Regions from separate parts of the Homo sapiens genome. Here region 2 is linked to region 1. The links are chromatin loops, found by intact Hi-C in ENCODE. Cell type or tissue: B cell. All regions are shown on one strand. Links, peaks and the distances in the headings refer to the core of each region. The heading gives the core; the rest is flanking DNA.

The links. A loop is a pair of places that touch in the nucleus more often than their neighbours do. Peaks named below come from ENCODE experiments on the same cell type or tissue, not always from the same donor. Only the 100,000 strongest peaks of a DNase experiment are listed, where the experiment ranks them.
Region 2: it touches region 1 in a loop (3-fold over the local background); 1 of 110 quality-filtered maps calls a loop at or near these places.

Annotation. Positions count from the first base shown.
Region 1 is chr14:68,406,386-68,410,783 of GRCh38, forward strand. All of the region lies in intron 8 of RAD51B (RAD51 paralog B), which reads left to right. Among named protein-coding and RNA genes, the nearest start is that of RAD51B-AS1, 280 kb to the right of the region's middle. In B cell, for the core only: CTCF peaks have their summits at 2,503 (motif pointing left) and 2,704; a DNase peak (open chromatin) is centred at 2,506; H3K27ac peaks cover 2,990 bases.
Region 2 is chr14:68,739,906-68,744,303 of GRCh38, forward strand. No RefSeq gene overlaps it. Among named protein-coding and RNA genes, the nearest start is that of ZFP36L1, 51 kb to the right of the region's middle. RefSeq lists an enhancer at 1,878-1,927. In B cell, for the core only: no CTCF peak of the experiment used is centred there; DNase peaks (open chromatin) are centred at 1,626, 2,106 and 3,553; H3K27ac peaks cover 1,344 bases.

The DNA of each region.
Region 1 (4,398 bases), core at 177-4,176:
CTGAATACTATAGGCAATTGGAACACAGTAGTAAGTATTTGTGTATCTAAACACATCTAAACAGAAAAGGTACAATAAAAATGGTAAAAGGATTAAAAATGGTACACCTGTGTAGGGCACTTACTATGACTGCAGCTTATAGGACTGGAGTTGCTCTGGGTCCGTTGGTGAGTGCACCTACTGATGAATGAACATGAAGGCCTAGGACACTGCTGTACACTACTGTAGACTTCATAAACCCCGTATCCTTAGGCTATATTCATTGATAGAGACATTTTTCTTTCTTCAATAATAAATTAACCTTTGATTACTATCACTTTTTTACTTCATAAATGTTTTAATTTTTTAACTTTTTGATCTTGTAATAACATAACTGAAAATACAAACATTGCATAGCTGTTCAAAAACATTTTCTTTATATCCTTATTCTATAATCTTATTTCTGTTTTTTAGATTTTTTTACCTTTTTAAACTTTTTTGTTAAAAATTAAGACACAGACACACACATTAGCCTAGGACTACACAGGATCAATATCATCAATATCACTGTCTTCCACCCGCCCATCTTGTCTCACTGGAAAGTCTTCAGGGGCAATAACACGCATGAAGCTGTCATCTCCTATGATAACAATGCCTTCTTCTGCAATACCTCCTGAAGGATCTTCCTGAGGCTGTTTTACAGTTAACTTCTTAAAATAAGTAGAATATACTCTAAAATCATGATTAAAAAAAGTATAGTAAGTACATAGTACATAAAAGTATAGTAAATACATTAAAAGTATAGTAAATACATAAACTACATAAAAGTATATATAGTAAATACATCAATATAGATATGATAAAAAGTATAGTAAATACATAAAAGTGTAGTAACTACATAACTGGTTTTTGTATTTACTAAACTGGTTATTATAAGTAGAATAGACTCTAAAATATTGATAAAAAGTATAGTAAATACATATAATAAGATCAAGTATTATGTACTATGCATAACTGTATGTGCTATACTTTTATACAGCTGAGATTATAGTAGGTTTATTTACCCTGCATCACCACAAGCATGTGAGTATGCATTGTGCTATGATGTTACCATTGCTGTGACATCACTAGGTGATAGGAATTTATTAGCTGCATGATAATGTTATGGGGCCACTGTCATATTTGCAGTCTGTCATTTGCTGAAACATCATTGTGCAGAGCACGACTCTGTATTAAAGGTGATAAGAAAAGCACACAAATAATATACCACAGGTAGAAAATGATTGTAATATGAGACAGTAAAATAAAGTATTATAGAAGTTTACAGGAGGAAGACATTATTTCTGTGAAGATTAGAGAAATTGGCACATAGGAAGTAGCATTGAAGGCAGAGTAGATTTGGGACATGTGAACATAGGGGAGTTCCAGATGAGGGAGGGACATGGGAAATAAGTGATTAAGTAGGAACACAGTTGTGGGAAATGGAGCAGGGGGAAGAAGTCTGGAAGGGCAGGTGGGCGCAGGGTAGAAAGTCCTTGAATGCCAGTGTTAGGAATTTAGAATTCTCTGAAGACACTTGGGAGCCACTGAAAGGTTTTGAGCCTGCTGGTTGTAAATGGGAGGGTGGTGTGCTTAGGTGTGTGCTTGGAGGAGGTTAATCAGGTAGTAAAACAGAGGGTGGCTTTAGTAGGGAGAAAGCCACAGCAGCACAGACAACAGGCAACTAAAGCAGTCACACCAGGTGAAAGCTAATGTGGGTCTAAGGTTGATTTAGGAGGAATGGAGAGTCAGGAATGGATCTAAGGGTGAGGTAGGAGAAATGAATGGATGGATATAGGTAGGATTTTACAGTTAAATCAGTAAGACCTCTCAATTTATTGCAAGTGAGAAGCATGAGAGAAGGAAACATTTTGAAAATGGAGCTGAGGTTTTAAACCAGATTAACTGGAGGGTCAAAGGAAGGAACAGAGATGGAGTAGATTTATATGGGAAAATATGAGCTTGCTTTGATGATACTGAATTTGCAGTGCTAAAATTTATGATGTAGACTTGCAGTTCTTGTGGTTAAAAGTGGAAGACAAGTGTTGAGACAAGCCAAAGGTTGCGACAAAGGCGTAGAAACCATCCACCTTGTCAAATGGGCTCTCATCCTTTTCAAAGTGGAGCCATGCCATGTAGAGCAGACACTGCAAGCTTGATGGGAATGAGGCATATCTGGCTCAAAAGCATGTTTATTTGTGTGTTTTTAAAAGTGTAAATATTGAACCAACATTTTAAAATCAGGAAATTATACTTAAAAAGCATTGATTTCTGGCTTCCGTTTTAAAAATCAAAATTGCGCTTTAAAGTTAGCGCAATTAAAAAATCATATCACTATGATTTTTAAAAATCAAAAGATGTGATTATAAAAGTTTTTTACAATTTTAAAATAAATAAATAAGATGTGACTAACTATGAACTCACATTGCCACATGACAACAGCTAGAGCTGAACAGAGACTGCCCCCTTGAGATCCTGGATGAATTCTCGAACTCACCACAGTACTCACCACTTCCCCTCATCTCCTAAGGCTTTAATTGAAAGTCAGTTACTAAATCTATAGAGAAAAAAAAAATAGGTTAATGGTTGCCAAGAGCTGGAGGTGGGCAGGGAATGAGGTGTTGGGGACTGATGGCCAGTGGGTGTGGGATTTCTTTTTAGGGGTTTGAAATGTTCTAAAGTTAATTGTGGTAATGGCTGAACATCTCTGTGAATATAGAAAAAGCTGCTGAACTGTACACTTGAAATTGGAGGAGGTATGATAGCAAATTATCTCAATAGAGCTGTTTTTCTAAAATGCAAATATAGTTGCTATTGCCCTTGCAGTGTTGATTTTCTTATAGTAGAAAATATTTTTCTATAAGTCTATTTCTATCAAAAAGGGGAAAATGAAAAGTTAGACTGAGAGGGTTGTGAATTTCAAGAGAAATGGTAAAGACTATATCTCTTAGTGGGGGTGAAGAAGTTCTACATGTTAATATGCAAGCACTTGGCCTCTTTACTAATGTACATTATTTTCCTGGATACTGAAAGCATCTGGTATTAGACAAGAAAAAATGTGGTCATGCCCCACTCCCTAAGGTCCACCCACAACTAAGAAGAAAGAGAAAACAAAGGCAGAAAAAGGAAAGGAGTAATCAACATGGTAAAAGGAGAAGCAGAAGAGGCCAGTAGATTGGATGCCAAGGAAGGGGGAAGCTTTATCAACTGCTGACAAGAGGTCAAGGAGGATGAGGCCAGGGAAGTCAGGAGGTCATGGGAGACCATCCAGTGAGGAGGCTGAGAGAGGTGAAGCCAGAGAGAGATGCAGAGGCAGCTGACAAAGTGCTCAGAGTGCATTGTTTAGGAGATAGTATTTAATCTCAGGCATGAAGGACTACTGAAGGCATTTTAAGTAGGGGAATGATGTGATCAGATCGGAACAATCTAGATTATTTGTTTTCACATTAATTTGTGCATATTTTGAATTGTGTGCATAATGAACTGAGGTTACCCCAAATTTTATTCTTTCTTACACTAAATTCTCTTTCAATCTGATATCCCCAGGCTTGTTGAGACCTTGGTTATTGATTTCCATCTCATTCATTCCTGTTCCTGCTTGAACCAGGAAATAGATATATATGGTTGGTGTTATCTGACCCAGGGGTTCTCAACTTCAGCACTGCTGTATTTTGGGCTGGATAATTCTTTGTTGTAGGATGCTGTCCTATGCATTATAAAATGGTTAGCAGCATCACCAGCCTCTACCCTCTAGATGCCAGTAACACTGCGAGTTAGACATTGCCAATAAAATCACCCTCCAGCCAAGAACCACTGAACTACATTTGTCTGTTGCAGCATTTGGGCCCAGGTGCTTAAGGCCATGTGCAGTTAGTAGACCACCCTGAAAGGTGTCTGCCCTGGAAAAAAAAAGACCAATTCCTACTCCACACTGAGGCGTACAAATCAGATGATGTAGTAAGGGGACAACGGATGACACATTCAAGGCCTCATTTTGTTTTAGCTAATTCAGTGGACTTCAACCTCTATGTAGTCTCCTCATAGAAAAAAGATCGCATCTGGAGGCAACAAGGCACACTAAATGTCCAACTGTGCCCTCCTAAGGTTAGGATTCCTGTCATGGCCTAGGGCCAAAGTTGGTTCAGAGGAGGCCTTGGGCACAGGGCACAGGGGTTCAGAGGAGGCCTCGGGCACAGGGCACAGGGGTTCAGAGGAGGCCTTGGGATGTGCTGGACATGATAGTGGGAGCTGGCTTCTATGCAGCAGGACTTGTTGGCTTGCCTTCAAGGGGGAAGGAGCAGGTAGGGAACAGAAAGGGTTTTCTCATGGTGATATCAAGAAGGGTCAGTAAAGCTTTGGAGATGTAAGATGCAATTTGGA
Region 2 (4,398 bases), core at 290-4,289, 330 kb after region 1:
TGATAAGGATTGTCTAACAGAATGAAGGCTCAAAGTGGATACTAGGTCTCCTAAAAAAGGCAGAACCCCTATTATCACAACTGGAGCATGCAGGATGTCAGACCAGCAATGTGTGACATGACGCCATCACACAGGTTAGCTGAGCGCCTTCAATCCCTCCTCCTGCGATCACATGAGAGCTTGTCAAATGCCCATGCTGATATTAAGAAATACTGTATCTATAGCATATTCCTGATCCAACAATTCAGTCACTGCCTTTCTAATATGCGTCTTTTTTTTTTTTTTTTCTGAGTTTCGCTCTTGTTGCCCAGGCTGGAGTGCAATGGCGCGATCTTGGCTCACAGCAACCTCTGCCTCCCATGTTCAAGTGATTCTCCTGCCTCAGCCTCCCAAGTAGCTGGGATTACAGGCATGCACCACCATGCCCAGCTAATTTTGTATTTTTAGTAGAGAAGAGGTTTCTCTATGCTGGTCAGGCTGGTCTCGAACTCCTGACCTCAGGTGATTCGCCCACCTCAGCCTCCCAAAGTGGGATTACAGGCGTGAGCCACCACGCCTGGCCTCAAATGTGCATCTTTAATCGTCTCGACAGAAATATTTCCAGTGATCAATGTGGATCTCACCAAACTGGGAAAGAAGTAGGAAGTATACACATCGAGAGGAAAACAGGAGAAAGCAAGTGGAGGTAGACGTTAGAATTATTCCTGAGTTCCTCTAGAGATGGTAGAAGGGAGGTGGGATTCCAGGGCTAAGTGGTTCCAGGTGGTCCCAGCCTACCAGCTTTCAGCTTTTCATTAGTGTCCCCTTCAAGGCAAGCCCCATCTCTTTCAGAGAGCAAACATTTACATTGATCTAGGGTCGCTGGAGGCCATTTTACCTTGGAAGTATCTGGGAGTTGGGAGCTGATTAAGGGCAATACAGAACAAATAGCTCAGAGATGGTCTGGGAAAGAATGAAGAAAGTAAAATTGATATTTGGGGTGAGGGGTGCAGCTTTTCCTGTGGAAGCAGTGTGCAGTAATCCAGGGCACTATCACTGCTGTGAGTCATCAACTTCTGGGTCTCTGGCTCAGACAATCTTAGAAAGCCAGAGCTGGGGGGTAGGGGTGCCTGTTCCAAGGTCATCTAGTCCAACCCTCGCATTCGAGAGATGTGGAAACTGTTGCAGAGTCCATTTGTGCCCACTGAATATCCATGTGCTTCCCTGAATTTCCCAGCCTTCCTTGCAGTTAGGTGATTAATTCTAGCCAATGATACATGTCACTTCCGGGCCCAAACACTGAAGACAGTATGTGCCTCCCCCATCCCTCTTATCCCCTGCCACTGTGACCAGACAGTCCATGTACCCTAGATGGCATACCTACAAGATGGAAGAGGATCTGTCCATCCTCATCAAAGCAGGAAATACAAAGCTTCACTGTGTGAAGACACTGAAAACTGGGGTCTTATTTGTCACTGCAGCATGGCCTGGCTTAGCCTGACTACTATGGAAATTGAGGCCTAGAGAGGGGAAGTATGGATATGAGTAGCCCTGATAATGTATGTCAGATCCCCGCTCATTCAGGAAAGCAGATCAAAGCAAGTAACATGGTAGGAATTTCTGCTATAGGGTGATGATCATGCAGCATTGACCCTCTTGCTGTCATGCTTTATAATTAACAAAATCTATTCATGACCAGAGTCATATAGTGAGGGAATAAGGGAGTCAAAAAGTAAAATCCAGGACTTCCCCCACACACTGCCTGATTGCCTATGCTTTTAGAATACTGATATCTTTTTAAAAGGTTATAACTCTCTTTTATCCTCCCCTTTCCAAAAAAAAAAAAAAAAAACTGATTGGCATAGGCTTATTTTTTCCCACAGGTTTATTTTCATAGAATATTTATTTCAATATTTAAATTTTGTCTAGAGAAGGTTCCAATAGCCTGGAGATCATTGGAGGTACCCGAGGAGTCATGGGTACCGGGGCTGGGAAACTCCGCCCTTGGGGGGATCCCTGGCTGAGAGAATCCCCTTGGTCGGTCCCCACAGAGGTACAGCACCCACTGTCCCACTCAGACCAGCAAATGAAGAAGTTGGATTAGACCACATCAAAGCAAGATTTCTTCAAAAAAATCCAAATCAGATCCAGGTTCCTCTTCTTGAGACCACAGAGAGTGGGTGAAGGGTGCCTTCTGTGACTGCTTCCTCTTTCAACAAAAAGGGGAATGGCTGTAGGCCTGAGGGTGGCTGTTTATGTCTGGGAGAAGGTGACAAGTTAAAGACCAGGGTTGGGGACTCATGCTCTCTGGGGCTCTGTGATGTCCAAATTGCAGCCTCTACCACAGGGAGCCCCAGCTCTGCTGAGAGGCCCAAGCCCTCTGTAGCCCCAACCCTGGCTGCCCAGCCAGGCCCACCTGATCTGGGATGTCGCCTCTCACCTTCGCCTGCCCTCCCCTCCCTGTCAACACCCAGATGGGGAACCCACCCCTCAGGTCCCATTTCCCCTCTAGCTCCTTCCTCCTGGGAACTCCATGGTCTGACTTCCATCTTTACCTTGATTCTAAAACTATTCCAACCAAGGATGTCACTGAGATGCTATTGCCAAACAGAAAGACCTTAAGTTCAACCAGGCCCCATCACTTGCAAGTTTGTAGCCTTCGTTCGGCAAGTTATTTTCCTTCTCTGGTCTCAGTTTCCTCACCTGTAAAATGAGAATGATAATAATAGGACCTGCCTCATAGGGTTATTGTAAGGACTAAATGAGGTAATGGGAGTAAAGCACTTGTCAAAATGCCTCCTTCACATAGTCTATCATGCGATGAGTATAAGTTAACAATCCTTCATCCAAAAGCCCAGTATTTTTTCTTCTTTTAGGAGGTAATATGGTGCATAGGCTGTCTTTAGTATATGTCCCCCAGTGGGTGCCAAGTCAGGGCCTCACAATCAGACACATTCATGATGCTGCAGTGACCATGTCAACTTTTACTTGGAGGGACTTCAGACTGCAAATAGCCTCTCCAGTTCAGATCAGATTTTGCTGCTAAATGAGATTTGGCACCAAATTGACAAAATGAAGAAACAAACAACAACAACAGCAAAAACAAACAAACAAACAACCCTTTTCGTCCCTGGGATCTTTGGGTTTCAGGCTTGCAGATAGGGAATTATGAGTTTGTGTTAGTATTATTCCTATTTACACAACTAGATTTTCCTGTCACCTAGAACACAGAATGGACTCAATGACTCCTTCCTAGGAAGTCCTGACTCCAGAGGTCTTCCAGACTCTCCTCCACCCTAACTCTCTCCCTTTGGCTCCTACAGCCCTGGAGCCAAGGTAATGCAACCGAAGATAGTTTTATACCAATATCTGCTGCAGAGCCCCATGTACCTTAGTTAATCCTATGAGGGCAAGAATAGCATTTTCTACTTCTCTGATCTTCTTAGTGACAAGTAAAGAGCTGAGTACACAGTCAGTGCTTAATACATGCATCCTACATGAATACTGCTGACCTCTCTATGCCTCTGTTCTAATCTTGGCTCACTTGGTGCTGGAAGAGGTAGCGCAGTGTACAGAAACCATGTAGCTTCTGGGTTCGGCCAAGCCTGAATTTTAGCCTACTCAGGCACCTCACTGCTTGTATGTTTCTGTCTGTCTAGAAGGCTCCACTTCACATCCATAAAATGAACATAGTAACCCACTGTGCAGGGTTTTCCCCAAAAGAAGCCGTCTGTGTAATACACCTTGCACAGGGCCTGGTGCTCACTGGGAAAATGATAGAACTTGAGTCACAGGGTCGTTGTGAGGATTACACGAATGAAAGTTTATGTGGGTCTTAAACGCATGTTCTGCACGGTCAATTTTTTTTTTTTTTTGCTATATTTGAGAGTTATAATTTTGCCCCTTTTTTGTGATAAATATATATAACATAAAATGTGGCCAGGTGTGGTGGCTCACACCTGTAATCCCAGCACTTTGGGAGGCCGAGGCGGGCAGATCATGGGGTCATGAGTTCGAGACCAGCCTGGCCAACGTGGTGAAACTCCATCTCTACTAAAAATACAAAAATCAGCCGGGCGTCGTGGTGGGCACCTGTAATCCCAGCTACTTGGGAGGCTGAGGCAGGAGAATCGCTTGAACCCAGAAGGTGGAGGTTACAGTGAGCCGAGACTGCGCCACCGCACTCCAGCCTGGGCGACAGAGCGAGACTTCACCCCCCGCCCTCCAAGAAAAGTATCATTTACCCATTTTAAGTGCAAGTTCAAAGGCATTAAGGACATTCACACTGTGTGCAACCATCACCACTTTCTATTTTCAGAACTTTTCCATCTTCCCCAACTGAAGTTCCACATCCATTAACCAACAATTCCCTGTTCCTTCCTACCTCCTTCCCCCAGTTACGTCTAATCTACTTTCCGT